Regions from separate parts of the Homo sapiens genome. Here regions 2, 3 and 4 are each linked to region 1. Evidence: chromatin loops called from intact Hi-C (ENCODE). Cell type or tissue: endothelial cell of umbilical vein. All regions are shown on one strand. Region 1 has its middle 11 kb from the start of MS4A6A. Region 2 has its middle 9.2 kb from the start of MS4A4E. Region 3 overlaps MS4A2 (membrane spanning 4-domains A2). Region 4 has its middle 12 kb from the start of MRPL16.

The links. A loop is a pair of places that touch in the nucleus more often than their neighbours do. Peaks named below come from ENCODE experiments on the same cell type or tissue, not always from the same donor. Only the 100,000 strongest peaks of a DNase experiment are listed, where the experiment ranks them.
Region 2: a loop joins it to region 1, with 6 times the contacts of the local background. A loop is called at or near these places in 5 of 110 quality-filtered maps.
Region 3: it touches region 1 in a loop (8-fold over the local background); 4 of 110 quality-filtered maps call a loop at or near these places.
Region 4: it touches region 1 in a loop (11-fold over the local background); 46 of 110 quality-filtered maps call a loop at or near these places.

The regions. Positions count from the first base shown.
Region 1 is chr11:60,189,950-60,197,949 of GRCh38, reverse strand. No RefSeq gene overlaps it. Among named protein-coding and RNA genes, the nearest start is that of MS4A6A, 11 kb to the right of the region's middle. RefSeq lists an enhancer at 1,950-2,029 and a cis regulatory region at 3,980-4,267. In endothelial cell of umbilical vein, a CTCF peak has its summit at 4,135 (motif pointing right); DNase peaks (open chromatin) are centred at 1,779, 3,379, 3,619 and 4,129; H3K27ac peaks cover 3,564 bases.
Region 2 is chr11:60,248,294-60,256,293 of GRCh38, reverse strand. No RefSeq gene overlaps it. Among named protein-coding and RNA genes, the nearest start is that of MS4A4E, 9.2 kb to the right of the region's middle. In endothelial cell of umbilical vein, a CTCF peak has its summit at 4,599 (motif pointing right); DNase peaks (open chromatin) are centred at 3,383, 3,953, 4,083 and 4,623.
Region 3 is chr11:60,097,230-60,105,229 of GRCh38, reverse strand. MS4A2 (membrane spanning 4-domains A2) reads right to left here. Exons shown (of 7, transcript NM_000139.5): 7 at 6,763-8,000. Among named protein-coding and RNA genes, the nearest start is that of MS4A2, 13 kb to the right of the region's middle. In endothelial cell of umbilical vein, no CTCF peak of the experiment used is centred here; DNase peaks (open chromatin) are centred at 3,109, 3,679, 4,519 and 6,529; H3K27ac peaks cover 3,053 bases.
Region 4 is chr11:59,818,945-59,826,944 of GRCh38, reverse strand. No RefSeq gene overlaps it. Among named protein-coding and RNA genes, the nearest start is that of MRPL16, 12 kb to the right of the region's middle. In endothelial cell of umbilical vein, a CTCF peak has its summit at 3,782 (motif pointing left); a DNase peak (open chromatin) is centred at 3,774.

The DNA of each region.
Region 1 (8,000 bases):
TGGCAGAAGGTGAAGGGGAAGCCAGCATGTCTTATGCAGTGGAAGCAGGAGGAGGAGAGAGTGAAGGGGGAAGTGCTACACACTTTCAAACAACCAGATCTCATGAGAACTCACTATTATGTGAACAGCAAAAGGAGAGTCCACTCCCATGATCCGATCACCTCCCACCAGGTCCCTCCCCCATCATTAGGGATTACAATTCAACATGAGACTTGAGTGGGGACACAGAGCCAAACAGTATGAGAAGGTTTATCATTGTTATTAATTGGGGGTATGCTTTACTAATAATTTGTTTATTATTAACAGATTAATTATTAAAGCATTAATAATAATTGACTTATTATTAATAACCTTTCTGGAGGTCTCTATTCTATCCCCCAAGTATTCATGGAAGTCTCTGCATTCCAGCTGATTGGAACTTGAATGTCTCCCAGCATTGTGTGAGCCCTGGTAATCATACAGCTTACAACTACCTGGCTAGTCCTTGACTGTACTTTTAAAATTTCAACCTATAAAGGTACAGCTTTGTATTGGACAACAAATTTAGGATACTTGCAGATTTCTGGAACTCTGTCTCTGGAGAGCTATCCCCTTTATTGTTCTCTTCTCATTAATTCCAGCTGTTTCAGTGCCCTCAAATTCTGGTTTTTGTCTTATGAATTCAGCAATATCAGAATAAATCTCTCTCCCTACCATGGTATGGAAAGTTTCTTCATGCAGAAAACCAGAGCAATTATTATATTCACTTTGTTTTTTCACTTGTCAATGTTGAAATTCCTGCACTAACTTTGTCCAATGTCCGGAAAGAGTTGTGCTTATTTTTTTCCAGTTTTCTTTATGATTTAAAAAATTTTATTGAGACAAGATCATCCAGGTTCAAGTGCAGTGGTACAGTCATAGGTCACTGCAGCCTTGAAATCCTGGGCTCAAAGGATCCTCCCACTTCAGCCTCCCAAAGTGCTGGGATTAGAAGCATGAGCCACTGGGCCCAACCCAGTTTTTTAACTGTACAGAGTGGAAGATTAAGTCTGGTTCTATCATAATTGGAAGAGCTGAGCTTCAACTTTAAAAAGATGCTCATGAATGTAAATATTAGCATTTTTATTTTTCTTTATATTTAAAATTTACTTAAGCTTGTCAACATATGTAACTTAATTAAATCAATACTTCTAATTTAAAATATCCAAGCAGAAAATTTAAGTATTATCATTTTTATATGCTGTTATTTTTAGTCACCTTATTTAAGTTTCATGAAGTAGCTATTAAAAGACCCTAGCACATTCCAGTTATTTTATATTTAAGTTAATTTGTGATATTTTCCAATGTTTTATATAGTAATATCCAGACAGTTTTAATATATGCTCAAATGTCTTTTCTTCACACAACAAAAAATACAAGAAATATAATAAGACAAAGTTGTACACATTCCAGGGAAAATATTTAAATCTTTTAATTAATTAAAATATGTCCCTTGGTTTAAATTTTGAGTTTACTGTATGAAAAACACAGGAAAGATGTATAAAGCAACATCCTTTTGATTGCCTGGTGGATAGAAAAACAAAAAACAACTAAATTTGAGATACAGTTTGAACAAAGCTGACAATGCTTTTGCCTTCCTCTTTGAATCTCTTCAAGATCAGCAATTTATTTTTTTACTGACTCAGGTTTCTTGGGATTGCTGCTGCTCATGTGATTCCCAGGAACTTAACTACTTGTGAATAACTCTGTCAGGCTGATAATACTAGATTAAGAAAACAATTCATCTTCAATAAGTACACTCTTTCTAGCAGAAGAAGCAGTTCAGAAAGTTCCTTGTGGTTTCCCTTCTGAATCTTTTCATCGTCAATTTCAGCAAAGCGTGGTATTTTCCCCCAGTAAAAGGTCAAGATAGCTTGTTTTAATCCTTCTCAGACTCTAGGTACAGTTTCACCAGACACAGTGGGTAACTTGCTCTCATCTCTTAAATGGATGCTTTCAGCTTGGCCAGGAGGGGCTGGACATCAAGAGGAGGAAAGTCGCCGTCTGGATGGGGCTCAGGAATCACATAGTGCTGTATTAGCTAGCTGTCATCTATGTTGATTCTTTTTCCCTTATGCCAGCAGCAAAGTGCTTCAACCCTTGCTGATTACTTCCAGTAATTTATTTTTTATCTTAATTTTTTTCTACTTAGTATTCCCTCATATTTGGAAAAAGATGAAAATATTTCCACCTTACCTCCAGCTCTGAAGCCACAGACACTGTGCCCCTAACAGGGTCACCAAATTGTCTAAATAACATACATGCATATATATATATATATATATATATATATATATATATACACACACACACACACACACACACACACACACACACACACACAGGCACACATGGAATATATATATGCATTTTTAAGTTACTTGAAAATATATTTAAATACATAAATAATTTGTGTATTACACACAAATATGTTATTTGAAAATACATTTAATTATATAAATAATTGTATATTTAAATACATTTAAATATATAAATAATTGTATATATAAATATTTGTATATTACATATAAAGGTATGTTTTTAAAAACATAATATATGCAAAGGGAGAGATAAGTGAAGGAGATAGAGGAATATACTAATGGAGAAAGGAAAAGGAGATGCTGCTTACTAGCTTCTAGCTTTTGTTTTCCAGCAATCCAAAGAATAATATCTCACTAGAGATTTTATATGTGCTTCAGAAAGATGTATAGAAAGAGAAGAGTTCCTAGTGTATGGGGTACGAGAGGTATCATGGAATGGAAGGGATAACATGATAATTAAGAGAAGCACAGATGTCCTTAGGGAATAGAAGATTTTCTGGTCCTGAAGGAGAGGAGTTGGAAAGTGGGTAACGAAAACTGAGATGCAGATGGGACCTGGGAAACAGGGCTAGCTAGGAAACAAAAGCACAAATAATTGTTTTGGGTCCAAAGAGTTAAGGCCTCCTTATTCTCTAAGGAGAGATCCTTGGAACTAGAAAGGCCAGAGAGACAGACTTGCTCATGGACCTGCAGGAATAAGAGATATTTTATGGATAATGTGCACAGGGAGTTGTACGTATACTTAGAGGAACTCCAAAATTTCTCTCCAACCCCTTGTTGTCAAACATAAGCATCTGTTTTTGAGCTCTGACACAGAAACTTGGGATAACTAGATGACCTCTCAGCACAATAGGCTCTAGCAATAGGAAATTGACTTGAGTGTCATCAGCAAGACGGTGGAATAGGAAGCCTCAGGCCCTCATTTCCCCATGGAGAGACTGACTTGACAACAATGTATGAACTACAATGCCTTTGTGAGAACTCTAGAAACTAGTTAAGAGGTTGCAGCACCTTAGGTGAATGCAAAGCCAGGAAAAGATGCATCAAAATGAGGAGAAATTGTTGTCGCATTTTACTCATTCCAGCCACTCTTTCACCCTGGCACAATGCGACTTGATCTACAGAAAACATTAAAGTTCCAGTGGAACAGGAATTAAAAGAAATTAAAAACTGTGTAAGCAAAAACTCAGTTTTATGTAAAAAAAAACCCCCAATTTCCCTTAAGGAAGAGAAAGGGCTGGAGTCCTTTAAAATTAACTGCCTATTTTTCTTTCTGAGGCTAGTGAGCCTTATCTCTGTCTTTCCCAGGCATGGTGAAGCATTGTTTTTCTAGCTGTGCAGCTGCAAGATCACTAGACAGATAATCTCAAGTCATAAAACATGTTGTTTCTTGAAAAGGAAGAAATGATGTAATGCATGTCTTAATTAAATAACTGTCTTTGTTTCTCACTTCTGTAATATGCTTCCTCCTGCACAGATCTCCCCCCACCCCACAAAATGCTTAAAAGGTAACCACATTCTTTGTTCAGGGCTCATTCCTTTGGATGTTAATCTGACTGGCTTGGTGCACCTAAAAAATTAAATAATTCCTCCCCAACCTCTCTGTCTCTCTGATTACTTAATTATCCCACTGCACCAGATTCTCCTTTAAAGAGGCAAGAGGACTAGACCATGAGTCCAGCATTCTGGGTTTTGTGGGGGTTACCCAAGGTACTGGTTTCTGTCTTGCCTGACTCAGAGTGCAGAGTTGAATAGCATGTTGTGAGCCTCGGAGAACAAAGGCAGGCACACTATTTCACCACTAGGGAGATTGTAGTACTGCAGGCAGACACCAGGGGGAGAAAGAAGAAGAAGCAGGCAAAACTCTTTTACTAGGAAATTACACATACATGTCCCAAAGAAGTTTGAAGGGCCCCCAGAATCTCTAGCTATGCTAACCCGTAAAGGTCTTCCACTACATAAAGTCAGTTTGTAATGACTGGAAAAGGTTGGTGTTGTTTTCAAATGCACAAATCTCAATAAAAGATCACAAGGCATACAGAGAAGCAAGAAAACATGGCCCAACTAAAGGAATACAATAAATCTCCAAAAACTAACTTTAAAGAAATAAGTATCTATGAGTTACATGATCTTGTAAAGATATTTGTACACATATTTATTGCAGCATTATTAATAATAGCCAAGAGGTGGAAGCAACCCAAATGTACATTAATGGATGAATAAAGAAAATGTGGTATATACATACAATGAAACATTAATCAACCTTACAGAAGAAGGAAATCCTATCATATGCTACAACAAGAATGAGACTTGGAGATCTCATGCTAAGTAAAAGAAGCCATCACAAAAAAAAAAAAGAAGCCATCAGAAAAAGACAAATACTCTGTGATTCCTCTCATATGAGGTATCCAAAGTAGACACATAGCAGGACAAGCTGTAGACAGAACCCCTCAGACACCAAGTTAAAGAAGGAAGGGCTTTATTTGGCCGGGAGCTTCAGCAAGACTCACGTCTCCAAAAACCAAGTTCCCAGAGTGAGCAATTCCTGTCCCTTTTAAGGGCTTACAACTTTAAGTGGGTCCATGTGAGAGGGTCGTGATCAATTGAGCAAGCAGGGGTTATGTGACTGGGGGCTGCATGCACCAGTAATCAGAATGGAACAGGACAGGGATATTCACAGTGCTTTTCCATACAATGTCTGGGATCCATAGATAACATAACCAGTTAGCTCAGGGGTCGATCTTTAACCAGGCCCAGGGTGTGGTGCTGGGCTGTCTGCCTGTGGATTTCATTTCCGCCTTTTAGTTTTTACTTCTTCTTTCTTTGGAGGCAGAAATGGGCATAAGACAATATGAGGGGTGGTCTCCTCCTTTAGTCCCCCGCTTTGAGAATCTCACTCATTAGTGGGAGTTCTCACTTTCATTTTCACTACCCATGTCTTCTTGCAAGACAGATCAATAGTGATTCATATAGTACATTTGTGCTGAAGCATTTTGGTGAACTAAGGTAGCGATGAAGCTTTTTATCATTTGAAGAAGTACAGGTAGCAAACAAGAGAGCAGTAAGCAGGTTTCTATTACTATTATTACTCCTATTATAAGAGTTTTAAATCCTCCTAGCACTGGGAACCATTTTCCAAACATGGCCCCAGGATCATATCCATGCCACACTTGCACGGGCACATGTGCCAGTTTTGTCATATTTCTAACTATGTCTTCAACTACTTGCCCTTGGTCATCTATGTGTAGATAGCAATTAGTAAGGTTAAATGTCCTACAGACCCCTCCTTCAGCTGCCAGCAAGTAGTTGGGAGCCAATCTATTTTGATAGATAGCATTTCTCATCTGAGTTTCTTGCTGGGCCAGAATAGTCAAGGCTCTGCTGGTCTTATTAGTGATTATTTCTAAGACAGCTTGTAACCATATGCTTTGGTTGAGCATGTAAATGGGGGTCCAGTATCCCCATGAGCTGTCTTTTGCCCAAGTAGCAGGCCAATAATATTGTATGATTCTTTCAGGGGACCATTTATTATCTTTCCAATTTCTTATGGCTATGTTTCTCTTTTCATGGGAAGCATAGACAGGGAAGCCCAGGAGTTCACCTGTCTTTATGGGCAGTAGGAAGAAAGATGATTTAATAGTGCCAATAACACAACTACTTTCCCACTGGTCAGGTAATTTGGCATAAGTTCTATGCCCACATATCCAGTATAATCCAGTGGGGGCTGTCCAGTCCTGGTGGTACTCTGGGTGGGTTCACATGGTTTACAACTTTGGGAATTTACTAAATGGATTTTTCTTAGTGTGGTTTGAACGCCACGGTGGCTGTTTTTGTAGTACTATTATACAGTTTTTGCCCAAGGCAGCTGGGTCTTCCCACAGGAAGGGTGAAGTCCTTCCCCACTCTTGCTATACAGTATTGTCTAATGATTGAGGCTTTCAAGACCCAGAAGTTATCAGGGTGATTCTCTTGAGCCAGGAATTTATCAGGAACTGGGTCTGTAGGTACTAATTCTCAGGCTTCCCATGGCCATTGATCTCCCAGTATAGTTCCTCCGCATAAATAACATGAAGTGACATTGAGAGACTGGGCTACATGCTTGGCTAATTGCAAAAACAAATTTCTTGTTTTTCCTGGAATTTCTGGCACTGGCACATTCAGTTCATCATAGAAGTTTGAAATACTGGCTCAGGAGAGGGTTTATAAACTTCTTCTCAAACTATGATATTTACTCAAGGATCCAGTCCAGCCCCATCGATTTCTAGGGTTACATGCTCCCCTTTTTTCCAGGGAGGATCAAGGGGGTTGGTTATTACCAGTTCTAAGGGGTTACACGGACCCCTGGTATAGGAAGGGCCACTTTTCCTTTTCTGAAGGTGGACAGGATTTTTTTTTTCATTTTTTATCCAAGTAGCCTAAATGACACAAGACCAGTATCCACATTCATTTTCACACAGTCCTAATTCATGACAAATGTACTTATTTTTTGTCATATAGCCTCTTTTTTAATTAAGAGAACCATATCCTATTTCTAACTTATTACTATTAATGACAGCACAGGCATCAAATTTCAAGGTGACTTTTTTGGGCACCCCTTTTTCTTCTGTTTTGGCTAACACTTTAATCATGTCATTTATGAGCCCCCACGAGTCCTCAGTCCTTAATCTTATTTCAAAAACTGTGGTCATGGGAAGCTCAGATGGGTCATAACACACATAACACAGGTCATTTCCTGGGTTACATACCTTGTATAGAATAACATTATACAAACAAGTTATTTTCAGAGTTCCAGTACACTTATAATAACCATAAAATAATAGGACCATAGCAACTTTTTGTCCTACCTCAGTGACTTGGTGTATACACTGGGAACAGTCCTCAGTCTGAGGAAGGTCAGTTGAAGTCCTTACTGTACAAGTTCAAATTTTAAGGAAAATGAGTCCCATGATGAGTTTTCTTATGCTTTGGCCATGTGTGGACCAGTCAGCTTCTGGATGTGACTGGAGCAGGGCTTGTTGTCCTCTTCAGAGTCACTTTGCAGGGGTTGGTGAAACTGCTACTGTCCACATACAGCTCACAGTCTACTGATGTTCAAGGATGGTCTTGGAGGTTGGGCCTGCTAGAATAAACTAGTCCAATACCTCTACATATTTATGTTCAGCTGAGCTCTCTGATACCGGGAACAAGGTGGCAGGGTTTAGGGTGTTGCAAACTTCAATGGTTATGGGGGATTTTCACATAGCAAGCTTTGATACTTGGTTAATCTAGCATTTGTTAGCCAATGATGTCCTTTGGTATTCATCAAAGTTACCACAGCATGGAAGGCCTTTATATTCAGGTTTTGCCTAAGCGTTAGTTTATCTGCTTCTTGTGCTAACAGGGCTGTCACTGCCAGGGCCCTTAGACATGGGGGCCAGCCTTTGGAAACTTTGTCTAGTTGTTTTGAGAGATAGGCCACTGTCCTTGGCCAGGGCCCGACAGTCTGGGCTAAAACTCCAACTGCCATTTTTTCTCTTTCTGACACATAGAGTGTAAAGGGTTTTGTCAGGTCAGGTAGCCCCAGGGCTGAGGCCAACATGAGTTTTTCTTTTAACTCATGAAAAGTTCATTGCTGTTGGTTGTAATAGATGTAGTTCATCTAATCTACATATTTATTTACAG
Region 2 (8,000 bases), 58 kb before region 1:
AAAGTTTTATGATAAAGATGAAGCCTCTAGGTAGCAGGCTTCAGAGGCAATAGGCTGTAAAATGTTTTTTTTTATCAGACCTAAAGTCTGTGTTGATGTTAATGCCAGAGAGGTATAAGGAAGCATGCTCGACCCCCACTTCCCATCAAGGCCTGAACCAGTCTTTTGGGTTAAATTTTAAAAGAGCCCTGGCTGAGGAGGAAGTCCATTCAGATGGTTGGGGCCTTAGAATTTTATTTTTGGTTTACATTATGGTACCTTTGCAAAGTTTACAAATTTGGTGATGGCCCCAGGTTCCAAAGTCACTCTTGAGGCACTTCTGTCCCATTGGCCTTATTCAAAACCTCCTGATATTCATTTCCTCTCTGGTCTCTGTGTTCCTGGCATCCTCATGTTGCATCAAGTGAGATCTGTCTCTAGTGACAAAAGTCCCTTGCCACAGTAGCTATGGCCACTGTTTCTTTCAATGGAATCATTTAGGCTTCTAAAGCAAACCTTACAGGCACAATTTTCCCCTTGTCCTCATTGTAATTTCAGCCAAAGAACAGCTCTGAGAGAAAGGGTGAACCAAAGCTGCTATGTAGGCCTAGGGAGCCGGTGGCCCTTGGAGGCTCAGGACAGCCAGTCCCTCCACCAATGTGCTCCACTCCAGAGTCTAGCATCTCTTCAGCCTTTGATCGTTCAGGCCTTGTGTGTGGTGCTTCATCCTAAAATACTGTGGTACCTCAAAGAAATGGAAATGTTTCTTTTATCCACAGCATTTTGTTTCTGCATGATTTATGTATGACCCTCGAATTCTGCATCCTTCTGAAGTGTTCCCACATTTTGGAATGCTTGACTGAGCTCCTAACAATTCATCTGCTCCTTAATTGGATCCAGTTCCATATCTGTTGATGTAACATTGTAAGGTTGATGACGTTAATTGATTATAGTATATTCTATTTTCTTTTCTCTTTCTTTTGTCTTTTTTTTTTCTTACTGGTCTGGACATTTTTGTCTTCCTAACATACCCCTTTCATTGAGTCTTCAAGACTCTTAGTGTTCCAAAAGCATCCATTGTTCAAACAAGGCTTGTCCACCTCATCTCCCAGTGTCCCATGATGCCCCTAAGTGACATACTACTGTGTTACCAATGTAGAACCAACACTGGACTTCATTGTTGACTTGAAACCACCCAATCAAGGCTACCACAGATGTGACACAGGATTTTTCTTGACCACTTTGCAAGCTGGAGACCTCTGGCTGGTGATGGCCCCTACCCAGGCCTTGCTCAGTTCTGGGCTCACTGTAGGAGATGCCCCATCTACTCAGCCTGCCAGACCATGCCTGGTTTGCACTCCAGCATGGATCCCATGTACACTACAACAGTGCCCTCATCCCCTAGTGGGAGGAGGTGTGTGAGTGAGTGAGTGAGGGATTGGGCCAGCCGTTCCAAGCACTGACACAGGAGCAGGCTTCATGCAGGGCTTGACCAGGCATGTCACAAGTGACTCCCACAGTGGACTCCAGCATCCAGATGAGGAGAACACGGTGGCACCCAGGCAGAAGTGTCCACAATGCTGAAACCCCAGAGGGGGTGTTGCAGCACACTAATAGCAATTTTAGTCGCACCATCTGCAGCTTGATGGATGGTAGTGTGTAAACAGCTCTGTCAGTCCCATAGCCTCACTCCAGCCTGCAGCTCCAGGGCTGGCTTGTTCCTGCCACTGCTTCTCATTGCATGGGGTGGCTCCCGCCACTGTCATAGGGCAGAGGGCCACAGTGTTACGGCCTTCTTTGTACCCACATTCGGTGGGTTCTGAGTTCTTGTCCCACGTCCCAGAAGAATGAGGTTATGCTGATAATTGAAAGGTGAGGAGAGTGGAGGAGGATTTTATTGAGAGACTGAACAGCTCTTGGCAGAGAGGGGATGCAAGGGTGGTCCCCCAACCAAAGTTGGGTGTTCTCTCTCACCCGGAGGTGGTCAGTTCCCAAGTATGGCTGAGTCTGGGGCTTTTATGGGCTCAGAATGGCAGAGTGAGTGCTGATTGGCTTGTGAGTATGCAAAAAAGGCTAAAACAAAGGCAACACTCAAAGGTGGGCATGACAACGTAAAAGACCAATTAGGGAAGGGTAGGTACATGTAAAACAGGTGAAAGGTAAGAATCATTCAGAGGAAAGCATGCCAAACAGGAAGATAGGTTCTCAATCTGGTCTGTGGATTTGTCAAGACTTGTAGCTTGGCTTTCAGGCTTTAAACTGTCTTTGATTTGAAGATGAGGTTCACCAGACACCTGCCCCTGTTTGCCTAGGATTTGTCTACCTCCTACTGCTATCAGATGCATCAATCTCCCCAAGTGCTTTTTTTAATATATTTTTCAAAGTTCCTAGTCTCTGAACATAGGTTTTTTGGGGAACTAGGGCCTATACACAATACCCCTTTCTTCTAGTCCTCTCTTTAGAGTGACTTGCAAAATAAGAAAAGAATTCCTTCAACTCAAGGCCAAATGAAATTCAATTAATGTGCCAAACCAGTCACTGGCAGAGCTGGGTCATGCCAGGCCTCCTCTGTAAGAAGAGGCACCTCCAAACCCTAGCAAGGGAAGGGAAGAGCAGGTGATGATGCTGTCTAGTAGGAAGACTGTCTCCCAAACAAATGAAGAAACACAGAGGGGCTGAGCCACACAAACCCAAGCCCTCCTTCCAAACACAGAGGGGCTGAACCACACAAGCCCAAGCCCTCCTTCCAAACTCTGCAACTTTGTGCAGCATTCCTCTTTCCCTGAAGAGAATCAGGTTAAGGAGAGGAAATAAACAGGTGTGTTTCTCTATAGGAAGTTCTGCTGGAAGGAAATGTGAGGCTAGAGACAGAGGAAGTTCCCTCCTAACTGTGAATACCTCTGGGGAAGGAGGCAGGGGGAGGAGGAGACAGGGAGAGCTTTGGGGCTACCTGCAGCATTTTATTTCTGTAAGGAGGAAAACGATGTATCTAAATACAGAAAATGATCATGTCACCTGAATCTCGGGGAAGATATGTAGATATCTGTTTTATCATTTTCTACTCTTTTATCTATGTTTATAAAGTTTCACGATTAGCATATAAACATTACAAGTTATTCTGAAACATTTATCATCTCACCTTTTTATAAAGCTGATCCTTTCTGAAGGAATACCAAAAAAAGAAAAAGAGGAAAATATAAGTGTCCTAGGAACCTCAAAGTTGTTTTATTTTTACTTAATGTACCATTTTTATACAGCTCAGCAATTTATAAAAGTCCCTGAGTGCCAAATATATATATAAATATTTTCCCCTTGTTTGACCTTCTGTCTTCCTCTTTTCTTTGTGTTTCACTGTAGCCCCTCAAACAATGAGTACTCTTTTCAGGACAAAATGTCATGCACAAGTCATAAAGTACAGAGGAACTACACCCTCCAGAACAGTGGTATGGGCAACTTTCTGCCTAATAGATACTTTATATTAACCAAGCAGTAGATTTCCTCTCAAACAAATGAAAAGCAACTGAAGAGAAACCTCATAAAAACACAGCACATTTTTGTTTCCCAACAGTTATAAACAACCCAGTTTTCCTTTCCCTTCTCACCCCATGTTCAGACACTATGAGTATTTCCCAAACTTTGGAAACAAAGACCTAAGTTTCAGTTTCCTGCAATGACATGTTGGTGACATTCTACTGCAGTCTTCAGGGCAACTGCTGATGGCAGAGTTGCAGCTGGCTTGGAAAATTTATTTTTATTTATAAGGGCAGAAGCAAAGGAAGCCCCCAGGTTCACTCACTGAAAATAACTATTGCCCATCTGCATTTGTTTTTGCTGCAGCCCCAAGAGCCACAGTAGAGAGGCTGCTGGCATGGGCAAGCCTGGTCTTGGAGCTTAGGGCCACTGACCTCGGCACTAACATGAGTCCCTTTCACAACAGATTGCCACTGCCCTTACGGATCTGAAACTCAGGGTCAGCATAGGCTCAGAGAGGTCACTGGCATCTAATCCAGCAGACCAGACAGATGTATGAGCACTTTCCCTCCAGAAACCTATTTACTTCTTCAAACACACAAACATTATATTGAGCAACTTTTATAACTTTTTGGTATCTCCTTCTCTGTTTGCAGAATGGAGATAGTTAAACATAATAATACTCCATGATCACAGGATGAGAAAATATATACATCCAGCACTTAGAACAAAGCCCGACACAGTGTAATGTAATTTCATCAGGACTTCTGAGCTTCCTTTTCTTCCTCTTACATCTCTTCCTGTCTCACTTTCTTAAATGATACAGCTTCTCTACACTTCCATATACTGGCACCCTCTTTATTTCCTCCCTCCAGCACTTGCACACAGAGACACCTAAAATCCTCAAGACCACTCCAGTGATTTTCGGGTACCACTCTTGCTAGACAACAGAAAAAAGTAATATGGAAGGAAATTTTGCATCTCAACTCTTTATAGCTTAGATAATGCTAAATGGTCCATATGCTTTCTGATAGTTGAGGGCACATGCATTTATACAATAACATGCACACACAAAGTACCGTCCCATGTGAGTGTTTAGGGGGAACGCTAGGCAAATCTGAGGCTCCAACCACTTTTTGTGTACTTTTCACAATTTCCCAGCAGATGGCAGCAAAGTGTCCTGAGGACGGTTGGGTTTTTCTATGTAATTGAGCTCTGGAGGCAGTGTAAAGCTGGAGGCTAAATTGTCCCTCTAGATACACAACAGGACATAGGCAGGAGTAGCTTTCTGTTCAGTTTCCTCTGAGGCCCGAAGAGAACAGATGACACAGAGTCATGCCAAGGGCAGCCTCTGAAGCAGGTAATTATTCAGATAGAATTGAAATCAACTTTTTTTTTTTATGAGAGGAGTATTCTGTTATCAATATTGTGTAGAATTTCTTACAAGTAGGTGATAAAAAGCAGATGGCAGTTTGTTATTGTTGTAAAAAAAAGCCCAGGACCAGACGGATTCACAGCCAAATTCTACTAGAGGTACAAAGAGGAGCTGATACCATTCTTTCTGAAACTATTCCAAGCAAAAGAAAAAGAAGGACTCCTCTCTAACTCATTTTATGAGGCCAGCATCATCCTGATACCAAAATCTGGCAGAGACACACACACACACAAAGAAAATTTCAGGCCAATATTCCTGATGAACATCGATGCAAATATCCTCAATAAAATACTGGCAAACTGAATCCAGTAGTGAATCAAAAAGCTTATCTACCACGATCAAGGCGGCTTCATCCCTGGGATGTAAGGCTAGTTCGACATACGCAATTCAATAAATGTAATTCATCACGTAAACAGAACCAATGACAAAAACCACAGGAATATCTCAATAGATGCAGAAAAGGCCTTCAACAAAATTCAACAGCCCTTCATGCTAAAAACTCTCAATAAACTAGGTATTAATGAAATGTATCTCAAAATAATAAGAGCTATTTATGACAAACCCACAGCCAATATCATACTGAATGAGCAAAAGCTGGAAACATTCCCTTTGAAAACCAGCACAAGACAAGGAAGCCCTCTCTCACCACAGTTAGGCAAGAGAAAGAAATAAAGGGTATTCAAATGGGAAGAGAGGAAGTCAAATTATCTCTGTTTGTAGATGACATGATTGTATATTTAGAAAACCCCATTGTCTCAGCCCAAAATCTCCTTAAGCTGATAAGCAAATTCAGCAAAGTCTCAGGATACAAAATCGATGCGCAAAAATCACAAGAATTCCTACAGACCAATAACAGACAGAGAGCCAAATCACGATTGAACTCCCATTCATGATTGCTACAAAGAGAATAAAATACCTAGGAATATAACTTACAAGGGATGTAAAGGACCTCTTCAAGGAGAACTACAAACCACTGCTGAAGGAAATAAAAGAAGACACAAACAAATGGAAAAACATTTCATGCTCATGGATAGGAAGAATTAATGTCGTGAAAATGGCCATACTGCCCAAAGTAATTTATAGATTCAATACTATCCCCATCAAGTTACCAATGACTTTCTTCAAAGAATTAGAAAAAACTACCAAATTTCATATGGAACCCAAAAAGAGCCCATATAGCCAAGACAATCCTAAGCAAAAGGAACAAAGCTGGAGACATCACACTACCTGACTTCAAACTATACTACAAGGCTACAGTATGGTACCAAAACAGATATTAGACAATGGAACAGAACAGAGACCTCAGAAATAACACCACACGTCTACAACTATCTGATCTTTGACAAAACTGATAAAAACAACAATGTGGAAAGGATTCCCTATTTAATAAATGGTGTTGGGAAAACTGGCTAGCCGTATGCAGAAAACTGAAACTGGACCCCTTCCTTACACCTTATACAAAAATTAACTCAAGATAGATTAAAGACTTAAACGTAAGACCTAAAACCATAAAAACCCTAGAAGAAAACCTCGGTAATACCACTTAGGACATAGGCATGGTCAAAGACTTCATGACTAAAACACCAAAAGCAATGGCAACAAAAGCCAAAATTAACAAATTGGATCTAATTAAACTAAAGAGCTTCTGCACAGCAAAAGAAACTATCATCAGAGTGAACAGGCAACCTACAAATGGGAGAAAATTTTTGCAATCTATGCATATGACAAAGGGCTAATATCCGGAATCTACAAAGAACTTAAACAAATTTGCAAGAAAAAACAAACAACCCCAACAAAAAGTGGTCAAAGGATATGAACAGACACTTCTCAAAAGAAGACACATATATGGCCAACAAACATATGAAAAAAAGCTCCTCATCACTCATCATTAGAGAAATGCAAATCAAAACCACAATGAGATGCCATCTCATGCTAGTTAGAATGGTGATTATTAAAAAGTCAGGAAACAACAGATGCTGGAAAGGATGTGGAGAAATAGGAATGCCTTTACACTGTTGCTGGGAGTGTAAATTAGTTCAACCATTGTGGAAGACACTGTGGCAATTCCTCAAGGATCTAGAACCAGAAATAGCATTTGACCCAGCAATCCCGTTACTGGGTATATACCCAAAGGATTATAAATCATTCTACTATAAAAACACATGCACATGTATGTTTATTGCAGCACTGTTCACAATAGTGAAGACTTGGAACTAACCCAAATGCCTATCAATGATAGACTGGATAAAGAAAATGTGGCACATATACACCATGGAATACTATGCAGCCATAAAAAAGGACAAGTTCATGTCCTTTGCAGGGACATGGATGAAGCTGGAAACCATCATTCTCAGCAAACTAACACAGGAACAGAAAACCAAACACTGCATGTTCTCACTCAGAAGTGGGAGTTGAACAATGAGAACACATGGACACAGGGAGGGGAATATCACACAACAGGGGCCTGCTGGGGGGTCGGGGGCTAGGGGAGGGAAAATATCAGGAAAAATACCTAATGTAGATGACAGGCTGATAGGTGCAGCAAACCATCATGGCACGTGTATACCTATGTAACAAACCTGCACTTTCTGCACATGTATCCCAGAACTTAAAGTATAAAAAAATTAAGAAATTTTTAAATAAGAAACCTGAAATGTAGATATTCTATAGGAAAAGTGACATGGTTTCTTTAATAGATAAATGACATGAATAAAAAAGAGTGGGAAGGGGAAAATATAGATTGAAGGAGACTTAATTAACATATCAACAAAATGCAATGTCTGGCCTTTGGATGGATGGGGCTGGGGTGTTCTTGACTTAAGAAAATGAACAAATATGTATGAGAAAATAATAAAATTTGAATATGAACTCTATATTCGATGATACTAAGGAATTATTGATAATGCTGTAAAATGTGATAATGATATTAGAAAATGTTATGGAATAAGTGTCATCTGTTAATGATCCATACCAAGGTATAAACTAGTGAGGTGATATTAAATGTGAGATTTACTTTAAAATACTCTTACAAATATGTGCAGGGTGGAGAGAGATGAGAAAACATTGGCAAACTATCGATAATTGTTGAAGCAGACTGGTGGATGTATGGTAATTC
Region 3 (8,000 bases), 93 kb after region 1:
TGCACATGGCAGGCCACAGGCCCAGATTGTCCCTTTTCTACTAAGGTGGTCCTCCAGTCGACCAGGTGTAGGCTGCATGGTAGCTCATTTCCAGGATTCTACAACCTGGAGTAATAAGTCATGTCAAGCTCTCTCTGCTATATCCCAAAGTCCGGCACCCTGCGGATCAGTCCCCGAGGGCCATCCAACCTCCGTCTCCCAACACTAAGTTCACTTCGTCACTCTCATGACACAGAGGAAACTTAGTGTTTCTTGGAGACCTGAAAGGATGCAGTGAGCTTAAGAATTTTCAAGAGCTTATCAATCAGTCAGCCCTTGTTCATCCCCGAGTGGATGTGTGGTGATATTGTGGTAGACTTTTACTAGGCACTCTGCCAAATAACTGGAGTGGCACTTGTACTTTAGTCCAATTGGCTATCCCTTTCACCCTGGCATTTCATCAACCAGAAGAAAAAAAAAATCAGACATTGTAAAGCGAGAGAAGCCCCTTATAGGTCTTTCAACTCTCATGTCTATTTAAATGCAACTGGAGTCCCACAATGAACACCAGATGAATTTAAAGCTTGAAATCAAATAGCTGCAGGATTTGAGTCAATATTTTAGTAGGTGACAGGTAATAAAAATGTAGATTAGATAAACTACATCTATTACAACCAACATCAATGAGCTTTTCATAAGTTAAAAAGAAAAACTCATGTCGGCCCCAGCCCTGAGGCTACCTGACCTGACAAAACTCTTTACACTCTATGTGTCAGAAAAATAAAAAATGGCAATTGGAGTTTTAACCCAGACTGTAAGGCCCTGGACAAGGCCAGTGGCCTATCTCTCAAAACAACTAGAGCAAGTTTCCAGAGGGTAGCCCCCACGGTCTAAGAGCCCTAGCAGCCATGGCCCTGTTAGCACAAGAAGCAAATAAACTAACCCTTAGGCAAAACCTGAATATAAAGGCCCCCTATGCTGTAGTAACTTTAATGACTACCAAAGGACATCATTAGTTAACAAATGCTAGATTAACCAAGTACCAAAGCTTGCTATGTGAAAATCCCCCATAACCATTAAAGTTTCCAACACCCTAAACCCTGCCACCTTGCCCCCGGTATCAGATTGCCCAGTTGAACATAACTGTGTAGAGGTGTTGGACTCAGTTTATTCTAGCAGGCCCAACCTCCAAGACCATCCTTAAACAGAAGTAGACTGTGGATGGGAGCAGCTTCACCACCCCTGCAAAGTGACTCTGAAGAAGACGACAAGCCCTGCTCCAGTCACACCCGGAAGCTGACTGGTCCACGCACGGCCAAAGCATGAGAAAACTCATCACAGTACTCTTTTTCCTTAAAATTTAGACTTTTACAGTAAGGACTTCAATTGACCTTCCTCAGACTGAAGACTGTTCCCAGTGTGTACATCAAGTCACTGAGGTAAGACAAAAGGTTGCTACAGTCCTATTATTTTATGGTTATTTTAAGTGTACTGGAACTCTAAAAAGAACTTGTTTGTGTAATGTTATTGTATACAAGGTATGTAGCCCAGGAAATGACCAACCTGATGTGTGTTATGACCCATCTAAGCCTCCCATGACCACAGTTTTTAAAATAAGATTAAAGACTGAGGACTGGTGAAGGCTCATAAATGATACGAGTAAAGTGTTAGCCAAAACAGAAGAAAAAGGGGTGCCCAAACAAGTCACCTTGAAATTTGATGCCTGTGCTGTCATTAATAGTAATAAGTTAGGAATAAGGTGTGGTTCTCTTAATTAAAAAAGAGGCTATATGGCAGAAAATAAGTACATCTGTCATAAATTAGGACTGTGTAGAAATAAATGTAAATACTAGTCTTGTGTCATTTAGGCCACTTAAATTAAAAAAAAATAAAAAGGATCCAGTCCACCTCCAGAAAAGAAAAAATAGCCTTTCCCGTACTAAAGGACAATGTAACCCCTTAGAGCTAGTAATAACCAATCCCCTTGATCCTCGCTGGAAAAAAGAGGAGCGTGTGACCTTAGGAATCGACGGGGCTGGACTGGATCCTCAAGTAAACATCTTAGTTCAAGGAGAAGTTTACAAATGCTCTCCTCAGCCAGTGTTTCAGACTTTCTATGATGAACTAAATGTGCCAGTACCAGAAATTCCAGGAAAAACAAGAAATTTGTTTTTGCAATTAGCTGAGCACGTAGCCCAGTCTCTCAATGTCACTTCATGTTAGGTATGTGGAAGAACGTAATAAGAGGTCAATGGCCATAGGAAGCCTGAGAATTACTACCTACAGACCCAGTTCCTGATGAATTCCCGGCTCAAAAGAATCACCCTGATAATTTCTAGGTCATAAAAGCCTCAATTATTGGACAATATTGCATAGCTAGAGAAAGAAAAGAATTCACTCACCCCGTAGGACGACTTAGTTGTCTAAGACAGAAACTGTATAATGGTACCACAGAAACAGTCACTTCGTGGAGTTCAAATCACACAGAGAGAAATCCATTTAGTAAATTCCCAAAGTTGCGAACCGTTTGGACCCATCCAGAGTCCCACCGGGACTGGACAGCCCCCACTGGATTATACTGGATATGTGGGCATAGAGCTTTTGCCAAATTACCTGACGAGTCGGCAGGTAGTTGTGTTATTGGCACTATTAAACCATCTTTCTTCTTACTGCCCATAAGGACAGGTGAACTCCTGAGCTTCCCTGTCTATGCTTCCCGCGAAAAGAAAAGCATAGCTATAGAAAATTGAAAAAATGATAAATGGCCCACGAGAAAATCATACAATATTATAGGCCTGCTACTTAGGCAACAGACAGTTCGTAAGGATACCAGATCCCCATTTACATGATCAACCGAATCATAGTTACAAGCTGTCTTAAAAATGATCACTAATAAAACCGGCAGAGCCTTGACTATTCTGGCCCGGCAAGAAACTCAGATAAGAAATGGTATCTATCAAAATAGATTAGCTCTCGACTACTCGCTAACAGCTGAAGGAGAGGTCTGTAAGAAATTTACCCTTACTAATTGCTGCCTACACATAGATAATCAAGGGCAAGTAGTTGAAGACATAAAGATATGACAAAACTGGCACATGTGCCCGTGCAAGTGTGGCATAGATTTGATCCTGAGGGCATGTTTAGAAAATAGTTCCCAGCGCTAGGAAGATTTAAAACTCTTATAATAAGAGTTATAATAGTAATAAGAACCTGCTTATTGCTCCCTTGTTTGCTACCTGTACTTCTTCAAATGATAAAAAGCTTCATCACTACCTTAGTTGACCAAAATGTTTCAGCACAAGTGTACTGTATGAATCACTATTGATCTGTCTTGCAAGAAGACATGGGTAGTGAAAATGAAAGTGAGAACTCCCACTATTGAGTGAATGTCTCAAAGGGAGGGAATAAATGAGGAGACCACCCCTCATATTGTCTTATGCCCAATTTCTGCCTCCAAAGAAAAAAAAAAAGTAAAAACTAAAAGGCAGAAATGAAATCCACAAGCAGACAGCCCGGTGCCACACCCTAGGCCTGGTAGTTAAAGATCGACCCCTGACCTAATCAGTTATGTTATCTGTAGATTACAGACATTGTATAAAAAAGCACTGTGAAAATCCGTATCCTGTTTTGTTTTGATCTAATTACTGGTGCATGCAGCCCCTAGTCACATACCCGCTGCTTGCTCAATCGATCATGACCCTCTCAGGCGCACCCCGTTAGAGTTGTGAGCCCTTAAAAAGGACAGGAATTGCTCACTTGGGGAGCTCGGCTCTTGAAACAGGAGTCTTGCTGATGCCCCTGGCCGAATAAACCCCTTCCTTCTTTAACTCAGTGTCGGAGGAGTTTTGTCTGTGGTTTGTCCTGCTACACGCCCACCTCTGCCTCCCAAAGTGCTGGGATTATAGGTGTGAGCCACCACAACCAGCCCGGCTTTATTCACTTTCTTACTCTCGTATAGGATTTGGAATTCCAGTTCAAATTTTCCAGTTTAATTGTTGATTTCTCATGGTACCTGCTCATGCCAGAAAAACTCTGTACGTTCTAGTAACATCTTCTATTTGCCTAAGTGGATCTTTCTCTCCTCTCTCCCTTTTTGCACATGAACTTCTGAAGGACAGCATTTATAGCAATTCATATTTTCTGTTCTGTGTCTTAGCAAAATGTCTGGAATCTAACAGGGCATCGGCTCTTATTCAGGTCTGTTGCCATATCCATAGAATCATGTTAGATAAAATATCAATTTATTTACAAATGGCAAAACATGGCAGCACCATTGTCTATCCTAGGACACTTGTCTCTAAAAAAAAAAAAAAAAAAAAAAAATCATTGAACAATAGCATACCATGTAAGAAACCACTCTTAACATTCTCATATAGACCAATTGCCAGCCCTCCTTCTGCCCAGCCTAAATCTATCCCCAGGACAAGGCCTTACAGCAGCACAAAACAGATTCCAATCCAAAAATTTTATATAGGGCCACCAAATAACAAGAGGAAATGAGCTGTTTTCTCTGGGCACCTTTTACGCACTGTTTAGTGTTAGAGCCAAAAATTGATCTTGGCTCTCTCTCTTCCTTCTGTTTTTTACAGATTGAGCCTCTTGTACTGTTTTTCAACCAGTTCCTTCCTGATAGGCAGACATGGTGGGTTAAGATATTTCTCACTGATGAAGAAAGTTGATATGCTTTTACAGGTTTCCCAAAACTCATCTGATAGCATTTTCCCTAGAGCCTCTTTCCATCTACCTCTCTGCCTTTTTGGGACTAAGATAACATCATTTTGTAATATATGTTTTTTACAGTTCAATTTATTTGGAAGTAGTCTATGTGAAGGTTACTAATAATTACATTCCCTGATCTTACCCAGGGTCTTAAGCCCACTTTTTCCAACCGGAGTTAAGGGATAGGTGAATATTGCCAAACGTTCCTGAGAAGCTGACAGTGTCTCTTTTCCTAATTTCAAGTTCAGGATTACACATCAATGTCTATAAATGAAAAAACAGGTTCCATTCATCATTCGAGAAACCGGGCTAAATGATTTTTGAACATGCACAATATTATGTTTAATATATCCATTTAAGAAACAGAAGAAAACTAAGATAGAATAAAATGATTGGCCAAGATCATACAGCCAATACCTAATATAGCTACTGCAATTTGCTTCTGCGTATATTGTATTCCAAAATCCACCATCTTAATAATCCATGACCCCCAATATTGTTCAACAAAACCCTATGCTGGAACTCCCAGATAGAGGCTATTTGGAGATGTAAGTTCAGCTCACTTAACTGTTTGTAGAGTGAACAGAGGTTTTCCAGTGGAGGGAAATACTCATGTAACACAGAGAGATACTAACGAGGGAGCCTCACACTCTGGGATATATAGATTTACCCCAACACTCTAAATCAAGTTACAATTAAAAATATGGTACCCTGTCTCATTAGTTGTTTATATAAGTAGATTCATGTCTATAGCGGGAATTGTTACCTATTATATACTTATAATGGGAATTATTTGGGAAATTTTCTTTCTTTTTTTATTTTTTATTTTTTTTGAGACAGAGTCTCGCTGTGTCACCCAGGATGGAGTGCAGTGGCGCAATCTCGGCTCACTGCAAGCTCCCGGGTTCACGTGATTCTCCAGCCTCAGCCTCCCAAGTAGCTGGGACTACAGGTGCCCACCACCACGCCCGGCTAATTTTTAGTATTTTTAGTAGAGACGGGGTTTCACCGTGGTCTCTATCTCCTGACCTCGTGATCTGCCAGCCTCGGTCTCCCAAAGGGGAAATTTTATTTCTAAGACAATTTTTAGGAAAAAAACCCTTTGATTAGCATTTTTCAGAGGGATTTAGAAAAATATTATTGTTGCAGGTGTCCTGCTACACCACACACTTCTTTTTTTTTTTTTTTTTTTTTTTTTTTGAGACGCAGTCTTGCTCTTTTGCCCAGGAGGGACTGCAGTGGCGCTATCTCGGCTCACGGCAAGCTCCGCCTCCCTGGTTCATGCCATTCTCCTGCCTCAGCCTCCCGAGTAGCTGGGACTACAGGCGCCCGCCACCACGCCTGGCTAATTTTTTGTATTTTTTAGTAGAGACGGGGTTTCACCGTGTTAGCCAGGATGGTCTCGATCTCCTGACCTCGTGATCCACCCGCCTTGGCCTCCCAAAGTGCTGGGATTACAGGCGTGAGCCACCACGACCGGCATCACTTCTTTACCCAAAGTGGAGAGCTACTCCTTTGAAAATATGTCCACCAAATAGTTCTGATTGCTGTTGCTATCTCAACCACAAACTAAGTAATTGTGATTACCAAAAATCCTAAATATTGAAAAATCACAGAATATGGGAACAGAAAGACCAGTTAGGAATCTTTTGTTCCAAATTTCTCATTTTCAGATGTAAAACCTGAGGTTCACAAGGAGAAAAAACTTTCTCAAGTTTACATAGCAAGTAAATAAGAGTGAGGACTGACTGGTCAAATATGACTCATGCTCCAGTTTCCTTTCAACTCTATTCCATCAATTATTGACAAAAGATGGCTGGTGATTGTCCCTACATTCTGTTTTCTGGCTATGGGTTGTTTATAGAGTGTGCTGGTGATTGTTCCTACATCCTGTTTTCTGGCTATGGGTTGTTTATAGAGTGTTCTGTTTGATAAAGAGCTGATGAAAAGGAGGACTTCAGAAACTGCTCTTGGTCTTTGGCATCATTTTATTGATGCCTTAATTCCCCATTATCTTTGATAAGTACCTAAATCTTGCATGCCAACACAAACACAGATAAGAAATCAAGTTACATTATTCCAATTTATTGCACAAATACAGGTAATTGAGAATACATAAGGAGGTCACAAGCACACTAATAATTAATGATACAATACTGCATCGTGGGATAGAGTAGTTATGGAGCAAGAAATTAAGGCTGGATGAAAAGGTGTTCATTCAGTGGTCTTCATGGAGAAGATGACATTGAAGTTGAAATTTAGAAAGACAATTTGGGGCAGTGATAGTGTGAAGAGAACCCCAGCATTGTGCTCTGTGTCTGCCTGAGGTGGGCATACTATAAAAGGCAGGTAGGGTGGGGCAACTCTCAGAATGATCTTGAGAAAAAATTCATAAATTGTGTGTTGTGTATAAGAAATATGTAGTCAATGATGAAAATATAAATTGAGTGAAATAAAAGAGATATCATATACTATACAACTGTAAAGATATAGATTGGATCCACTCCTAGAGGTCCTGGTAAACCAGGGTTAAGAGTCTGTATGTGAACATCCATGCCATGGAAGTGATGTGATTAATACCTACAGATGATCAAGAGTAGAGATGCAGCTTAGCATGATACACAGTGAAAGGGTAGGGTTTTTATTCTGCTGTCAAATTTGGAGAAACAAAATTGTATTTTAGAAAAATGAGAATGGAAAACCTCAGGCCCTACAATTAAATAAAGCATACCAAGTCACTTAATTATTTGTTGTGTGATTGTCGTGATCACTTTCACAATCTAGGGAAATTAACATCTACCTGTCACCTTTTAATCTTGGCATCCTCAATACATAAAATGTAATTATTTCATTAATTGTGACTAATACTCTCAGACTGATTTTTTTCAGTCCATCTGTAGGACTCTTATACTTAGGCTAAAAACATAAACTATCTTTTCCTTCTTTTATAAACAGAATTTTTTCTTAGCTTGCTTTTCTTCACTACCTTCTATTCATAATCAACTATCTTATTTCTCACATATGCTCCCATTCTCTTTCTCTAAAGGTCTTTGCAAATGTTTTATTCATTTACTCATCACAATACTCATGTGTGGAATTTCTCAGCACCTTTTGCATTCATTCACTATTGCTGTTTTCTCTGCCGCATATTCATGCCTTAGGTGGAGTTGCTTATCACTGTGGACTTTTCTCTTGCCCAAGCCTAGAGATACTGTCTCTGATGGATACTTATTTTCTCTTTATCTAATCTTTCTCTATTTTGGGCTACCTGCTCTCTACAGTTTCACAATGCATGTTTATGA
Region 4 (8,000 bases), 370 kb after region 1:
TAGGACATATATATCATACGTACGATATATAAGCATATATATCGTACGTATGATATGTAAGCATATAGATCATATATATGAGTGCATATATATAAAAATACCCATTTTCCAAGACTTATTTCCATTTTTTAATATGTTTCCAATACATTTTCCAGCTTGTTTCCATTTGTCATTATCTCACAGATTAAGGATTTCTACTCTTTGTTTGTTCATTTGGGGACTACTACACAGTTTAAGGATTTTTTTTCCAAGCATTGCTTCTCTCGTTTCTCTTGCCCATAATTCTCATGTTACAGTCATTTAGCACCAGTAACTCATCTAAGAAACAGTTCAACTGGGTGACTTATTAATATACAGTACCTGATTTCTTTTAAAAAGGTGGTAACAATGAAACAGAATACCCCTGAAACAAAGCCACAGCCTACAACCAACTGATCTTTGACAAAGTCAACAAAATAAACAATGGGGAAGGATATTCTACTCAATCAATATTGCTGCCATATGCAGAAGAATAAAATGGGATTCCTACCTCTCACCATATACAAAAATTAACTCAAAATGGATTAAAGACTTAAATGTAAGACTTCAAACTATAAGAATCCAAGAAGAAACCCTAGGAAATACCCCTCTAGATGTTGGCCTAGGCAAAGAATTTATGACTAAGCCCTCAAAAGCAAATGCAACAAAAACAAAAATTGACAATTGAGACCTAATCAAACTAAAACTCTTCTGTTCAGCAAAATAAATTACCAGCTGGGCGCGGTGGCTCATGCCTGTAATCCCAGCACTTTGGGAGGGTGAGGTGGGCAGATCACTTGAGGTCAGGAGTTCAAGATCAGCCTGGCCAACATGGTGAAATGCCATATCTACTAGAAATACAAAAATTAGCCGGGCATGGTGGTGGGCACCTATAATCCCAGCTACTTGGGAGGCTGAGGCAGGAGAATCACTTGAACCCAGGAGGCAGAGGTTGCAGTGAGTCAAGATCGTGCCACTGCACTCCAGCCTGTGCAATAAAAGGAGACTCTGTCTCGAAAAAAATAAATAAAAATAAAAATAAAAACAACCAAGGAAAGAAAAAAAAAGAAGTTACCAACAGAGTAAACAGACAACCTACAGAATGGGAGAAAATATTTGCAAACTCTGAATCCAGCAAAGAACTAATATCCAGAACCTATAAGGATCTTAAACAAATAAACGAGAAAAAAAAAACCAATCCCATTAAAAAGTAGGCAAAGGACATGAACAGAGACTTCTCAAAAGAAAACACACAAGCAGCCAACGAACATATGAAAAAATGTTCTACATCATCAATCATCAGAGAGATGCAAATCAAAATCACAATGAGAGGCTATATCACGCAAATCAGAATGGATATCATTAAATGATCAATAAATAACAGATGTTGGCAAGGTTGAGGAGAAAAGGAAACACTTATACACTGTTGGTGGAAATGCAAATTAGTTCAGCTCCTATGAAAAGCAGTTTGGAAATTTCTCAAAGAACTAAAAATAGAATTACCATTCAATCCAGAAATCTCATTACTGGATATATACCCAAAGGAAAATAAATGGTCTGCCAAAAAGACATCTGCACTCATATGTTCATCACAACACTATTCACAATAGCAAAGACACGGAATCAACCCAGGTGCCCATGATGGTAGATTGGATAAAGAAAATACGTTACATATAGGTCATGGAATACTACATAGCCATAAAAAAAAATGAAATCATGTCCTTTGTAGCAGCATGGTTGCAGCTGGAGGCTGCAATCCTAAATGAATTAATGCAGAAACAGAAAACCAAATATTGAATGTTCTCACTTATAAGTGGGAGCTAAGGCTGAGGGGAGTGGCTCACACCTGTAATCCCAGCATGCTGGGAGGCCAAGGTGGGAGGACTGCTTGAGCCCAGGAGTTCACAGACCAGCTGGGGCAACATAATGAAATACTGTCTCTATGAAAAATTTGAACATTAGCCGGGCATAGTAGCACATGTCTATAATGACAGCTACTTGGGAGGGTAAGTTGGGAGGATCACTTGGGCCAGAGAGGTTGAGGCTGCAGTGAGCAATGATCACACCACTGCACTCCATCCAGTCTGGGTGACAGAGCAAGACCCCATCTCAAAAAACATAAAAAATAAAATAAGTGAAAGCTAAACATTGGGTACATATGGACAGAGAGATGGAAACAATAAACACTGGAGATGAGACGGGAGACAAGGAGTGGGGCAAGGGTTGAAAAACTATTTATCAGGTACTATGTTCGCTACTTGAGTGACAGGCTCATTAGAAGCCCAAACCACAGCATCACACAATATACCTATGTAACAAACCTGCACGTGTACCCCCTGAATCTAAAATTTTTTTTTTTTTTTTTTAAAAGGATGGTTGCGGCCGGGTGCGGTGGCTCACGCCTGTAATCCCAGCACTTTGGAAGGCCGAGGCGGGCGAATCACGAGGTCAGGAGATGGAGACCATCCTGGCTAACACGGTGAAACCCCGTCTCTACTAAGAAATACAAAAAATTAGCCAGGCGTGGTGGCGGTCGCCTGTAGTCCCAGCTACTTGGGAGGCTGAGGCAGGAGAACAGCGTGAACCTGGGAGGCGGAGCTTGCAGTGAGCCGAGATCGCGCCACTGCACTCCAGCCTGGGCGACAGAGCGAGACTCTGTCTCAAAAAAAAAAAGGATGGATGCTCATAGATTTGGAAGATGAAGCAAATACATTTATTAAACACTGTAGTGTTTCCTTTCACTTGGAAATTTAATGTTTACTTCAATTTTTATAAGAGGAGTTTCATAGAAAGGTGCATTTGTATTTATTATGCACTCAGTTTTATGTTGGGTAGTAGTAAACTCTCATAGCAATTAATGAGAAGAAATTTGTAATATGATAACTGTTTTTCTTCGTATTATTTCATATGATTATAATTAGAGGGAGTTGTTACACTTTAATTCATTCTTCTCTATTACACTCAGTACATTAGGATAGAGAGTTTATTATAAGCAGTATACATATCTCAGAGAATACAATTTATATTTTGAAGTTAGAATGCAAATTTTAACTTCAAAAAATAAATTAAATTTTAAAAATAGAAAGACACAAAATTACTGAACATACCAAACAAAATCAGTACTGAATATGCATAGAAAGTACCTAATCAGGAAGAAACCTAACATTACCTCTGAGGTTTTTCTGGTCATTATTTTACTGCCTCTACTCACATTTTTCTCATAGTCTCACAAGCAAGGATCATTTTTGCTTAACAATATATCTTCATCACCTAGCACAGCATCTGGCATAAATATTTATATTGAATTAATTAATTATTTTAGTTCAGAAAAGATTAAGTTACTATTGGAAAACATAGTCTACAGATACAGTGTGAAGAAATCTGATCTTGGGATCAAAAGATTTTGAGTTGTCACTCCTGTATTTGCTCATAAACAAGGTGAGTGACCCAGACGAGTCTCTAATTAACTCAAAGATCAGTTTCTTTATCTATACTCAGAGATTTGGCATAGAATCATCTCTAAAATTCTCTTTATTTTTGGAAAAGTCTTAAGAATTGTATTCTCTGAGATATGTATACTGCTTATAATAAGCTCTCTATCCTAATGTATTGAGTGTAATAGAGAAGAATGAATTAAAGTGTAACAATTCCCCCTAATTATAATCATTTATGTGTGCTCATTATTGCATAATGCAAATGCCCAAGCACGCATTTGGTTGAGGTTTCAGTGTCTATAATAAGCACTTTGTGACCTCTACTGGACATACACGGTAAAGTCTCGTATGAGCCCAGGAGTTCGTAGACCAGCTGGGGCGACATAATGAAACACCGTCTCTATGAAAAATTTAAACATTAGCCGGGCCTTGTAGCACAGATCTATAGTGACAGCTACTTAGGAGGGTAAAGTGGGGAAGGGTCGATTGAGCATAACTATTTTGTGAAGATGCAGAAAAGAAAGAAAGGAAGATTGCTAGCAAATACTTTCCCTCCATTTAGGGATTGTATACAATTGCACTTGTCTTTAATTAGATGTGTGAATAACCTATATAACAAGTATGTGATTGAAGTACACTGTTGAGGAACTGGAACTAAATATCTGACACCTCCAGTCGCCTCAAACTGAGATCCTGCAATTCTTTGAAATAGCAAAAGCCTCAACTTTGTCAGAAGTGCAAATGGTTCTCAGATTAAAATGAAAAAAAAAAAAGAGAGGAATGAGAATTCTAGCCAAGAAAATGAAAACAGAGAGTGTGGAACTTAATTTTATCTTGAAGAACAAACATGTTAAACATAGCCAGTATGTTTTTTTGCAGAGTGCAAAAACAAAGAACTTGACTGAACAGATATAAAAATGTGTAATAAAGTGGCAATGACTAAAACAATGTAGCACCAGTCTCAGAGCATGTGAATGGAAGAAAATGTCAAAAGGAACTCCCGAAAGCTGTGAGAATTTAGTACATTATAAAGTCACATATTAAGGCCAGGCCCGGTGGCTCACGCCTGTAATCCTAGCACTTTGGGAGGTTGAGGCAGATGAACTATTTGAGGTCAGAAGTTCAAGACCAGTCTGGCCAATATGGTGAAACCCCATCTCTACTAAAACTACAAAAATTAGTCAGGCATAGTGGCATGCGCCTATAATCCCAGCCACTCTGGAGGCTGAGGCAGGAGAATCACTTGAATCTGGGAGGCGGAGGCTGCAGTGAGCAGAGATCACGCCACTGCACTCCAGCCTAGGCAAAAGAACAAGATTCTGTCTCAAAAAAATAAAAAATAAAAATAAATAGGCCGGGCGCGGTGGGTCACGCCTGTAATCCCAGCACTTTGATTGGCCGAGGCAGGTGGATCACAAAGTCAGGAGATCGAGACCATTCTGGCTAACACGGTGAAACCCCCTCTCTACTAAAAATACAAAAAATTAGCCGGGCATGGGGGTGGGCACCTGTAGTCCCAGCTACTCAGGAGGCTGAGGCAGGAGAATGGCATGAACCCGGGATGCAGAGCTTGCAGTGAGCCGAGATCGCGCCACTGCACTCCAGCCTGGGCGACAGAGTGAGACTCTGTCTCAAAAAATAAATAAATAAATAAAGTCACATATTAAATGAGAATTTTCAACTTTGAGAAAGAATTATGTTATATCCCTACCTCTGGCCTTTATAAGCAGTATCAATATATTTTGAATTATCAAAGTAAGTCAAATATTAATATTATTATTAATATATTTGACTTATTCTTTTTCTTTCTTTTTTTTTTTTCTGAGACAGGGTCTTATTATGTCGCCCAAGCTGGAGTGCAGTGGCACAATCACAGCTCACTGCAGCCTCAGCCTCCTGGGCTCAAGCAATCCTCTTGCCTCAGCGTCTCAAGCAACAGGGAGTACAGGCATGAGCCTCCAAGTCTGGCCAATATTTTATTTTTGTAGAGATGGACTCTTGCTGTTTTGCCCAAGCCAGTCTTGGACTCCTGGGCTCAGGCAATACTCATCTCAGCCTCCCAAAGTGTTGGGATTACAGGCATGAGACACTGCACCTGGCTGAAAGTCAAAATTCTTAAGACTATTACTGACAGATTTTACTGCATAAAAATTATAAATGGTCCTACTTCAAAAACAATCAAGATATATTGAAAACTGAAAAAAATGAAAATATACAACCAGCTGGGCACAGTGGCTCATGCCTGTAATCCCAGCACTTTGGGAGGCCGACGCCAGTGGATCACCTGAGGTCAGGGATTCAAGACCAGCATGGCCTATATGGTGAAGACTCGTCTCTACTAAAAATACAAAAATTGGCTGGGCCTGGTGGTGGGCACCTGTAATCCCAGCTACTCAGGACGCTAAGGCAGAAGAATCACTTGAACCTGGGAGACAGAGTTTGCAGTGAGCTGAGATCACCCCACTGCACTCCAGCCTGGATGACAAGAGTGAAACTCCGTCTCAAAAAAAATAAATAAATAAAAATAAAACATATACAACCTAATAGGAGGTAATATACTTAATACATAAGCAATTTTGAATTGATAAGAAAAAAAGCAAAATAATTAAAAAATGGACTAAGTATACAAGCAAATCACACATACAGAAAACAAATAGACAAAAATATGTGAAATCAAGGACATGAGAAAAAATTTGACATCACTTATCATTAAGGAAATGCAAACTAACCTATAATCAGTATGTAGGTTATATTAAGTAAAATTCAGAGAACGTCATCAGAAATCAACTTTAGTTTACTACTGGTTATCCAAATCAACTCTGTGAGGCTGGGTTGGGTTTGATTTTTTGTGTGTGTTTTTTTTTTTTGTTTGGTTTTTGTATTTTCTCATTACTCTCTTATTTAAAACATAAAAATTAAAAAGTTGTGTTGTCACTTCTAATCACAGAAAACATTCTCACTTCAGGACCTAAAACGTCTGATTCTGTGTAACAGTCACAACTCTGAATTCCATTTAAAAGAAAAGTGACTCTCCTCCCCCAGCTCGGCCCTGCTTCAGACAAAGAGATAATAGTAAAAACAAAATGGGGAGCATGGGGTGAACCTGTTTCCTCATCTTGCACTTTTACTAATCAGGTAAGATCTTTCCTATCCCCAGTCTCTCACTATTTACGATGCCTCTGGGATGGTGGCACCTGATGTGAGCTGAATAGGATCCCTCAAAAAATATATCATCTTGAAGACCTAACCCCTAGCACTTCAGAATGTAACCTTATTTGGAGACAGTATTTTTACAGTGGTAATCAAGTTAAAATGAGGTCATTAGGATGGGCTCTAATCCAATTCGCTGAAATTTGCATTCACACAGACAGACATATACAGAAGAAAGATGATGTGAAGAGATGTAGGAAGAAGACGGTCATCTCCACGCTAAAGAGAGGCCTGGAAAAGATCCTTCCTCACAGCCCTTAGAAGCAGCAAGCAACCCCACAGACACCTTGATTTCAGACTTCCAGCCTCCAGAACAGTGAGGCAATAAGATTCTGTTGTTTAAGCCGCCCAGTGTGTGGTACTTTGTTTTGTGTTCGTTTGTGTGTTTGTGTATGTGTTTGTTTGTTTGTTTGTTAGAGACAGGGTGTCACTCTGTTGCCCAGGCTGTTCTTAAAGTCCTGGACTCAAGCAATTCTCCCACCTCAGCCTCCCAAAGTGCTGGCTTACAGGTGTGAGCCACTGTGTCCAGCCTGTGATACTTTGTCATGGCAGCTCTAGGAAACGAATACAGCACTCAGCAGTACTTTCCTTCTTAAAGAAGAATTCATAAAGCACTCATGAGAGAAAGAGGGTGCTTTAATAGTGATATCCTGTCTCTAAACAAACAAAGTACCATACACTGGGTGGCTTAAACAACAGAATCTTATTGCCTCACTGTTCTGGAGGCTGGAAGTCTGAAATCAAGGTGTCTGCAGGGTGGCTTGTCACTTCTAAGGGCTGTGAGGAAGGATCTTTTCCAGGACCTCTCTTTGACATTCTGAAGTACAAGGGGTCAGGACTTCAAGATATCAAATGTTTCACATGCACAAACACACACACACTCGGACACACACACACACCTGCTGTGGATCTCTCATCTGCTGTTCCCTTGATGCAGGCAAATTCATCTCTGCTGAGTTGTTGGCTGGTTGCACACAATTCTTCCCTCAGGCCCAGGACATCCATCATCACACCTACTCCAACTTCTTTCTCCCTGTCTTTGATGCAGTTCTGTTGATGTAAGAAACCCTACCTTGGCACTCTACACAGGAGTCCACACCTAGTCATGGAGTCCACACCTAGTCAACAGGACATGCATGCCTTTGCCCCACCATCAATGGAAATGTGGCTACTTCGCAACTGCAGCTCTCTACTTTTGATGCCACAGGCAGCTTCTACCAGCCTCCAAACATATCATTTTCTCAAGCCAGTGTCAAACCCCAAAGCCCACTGTCCCTTAAACTGCAGAAGAATTATATTAAACTCTCTGAATGATCTAGAAATGTCTTTCACTGGGCT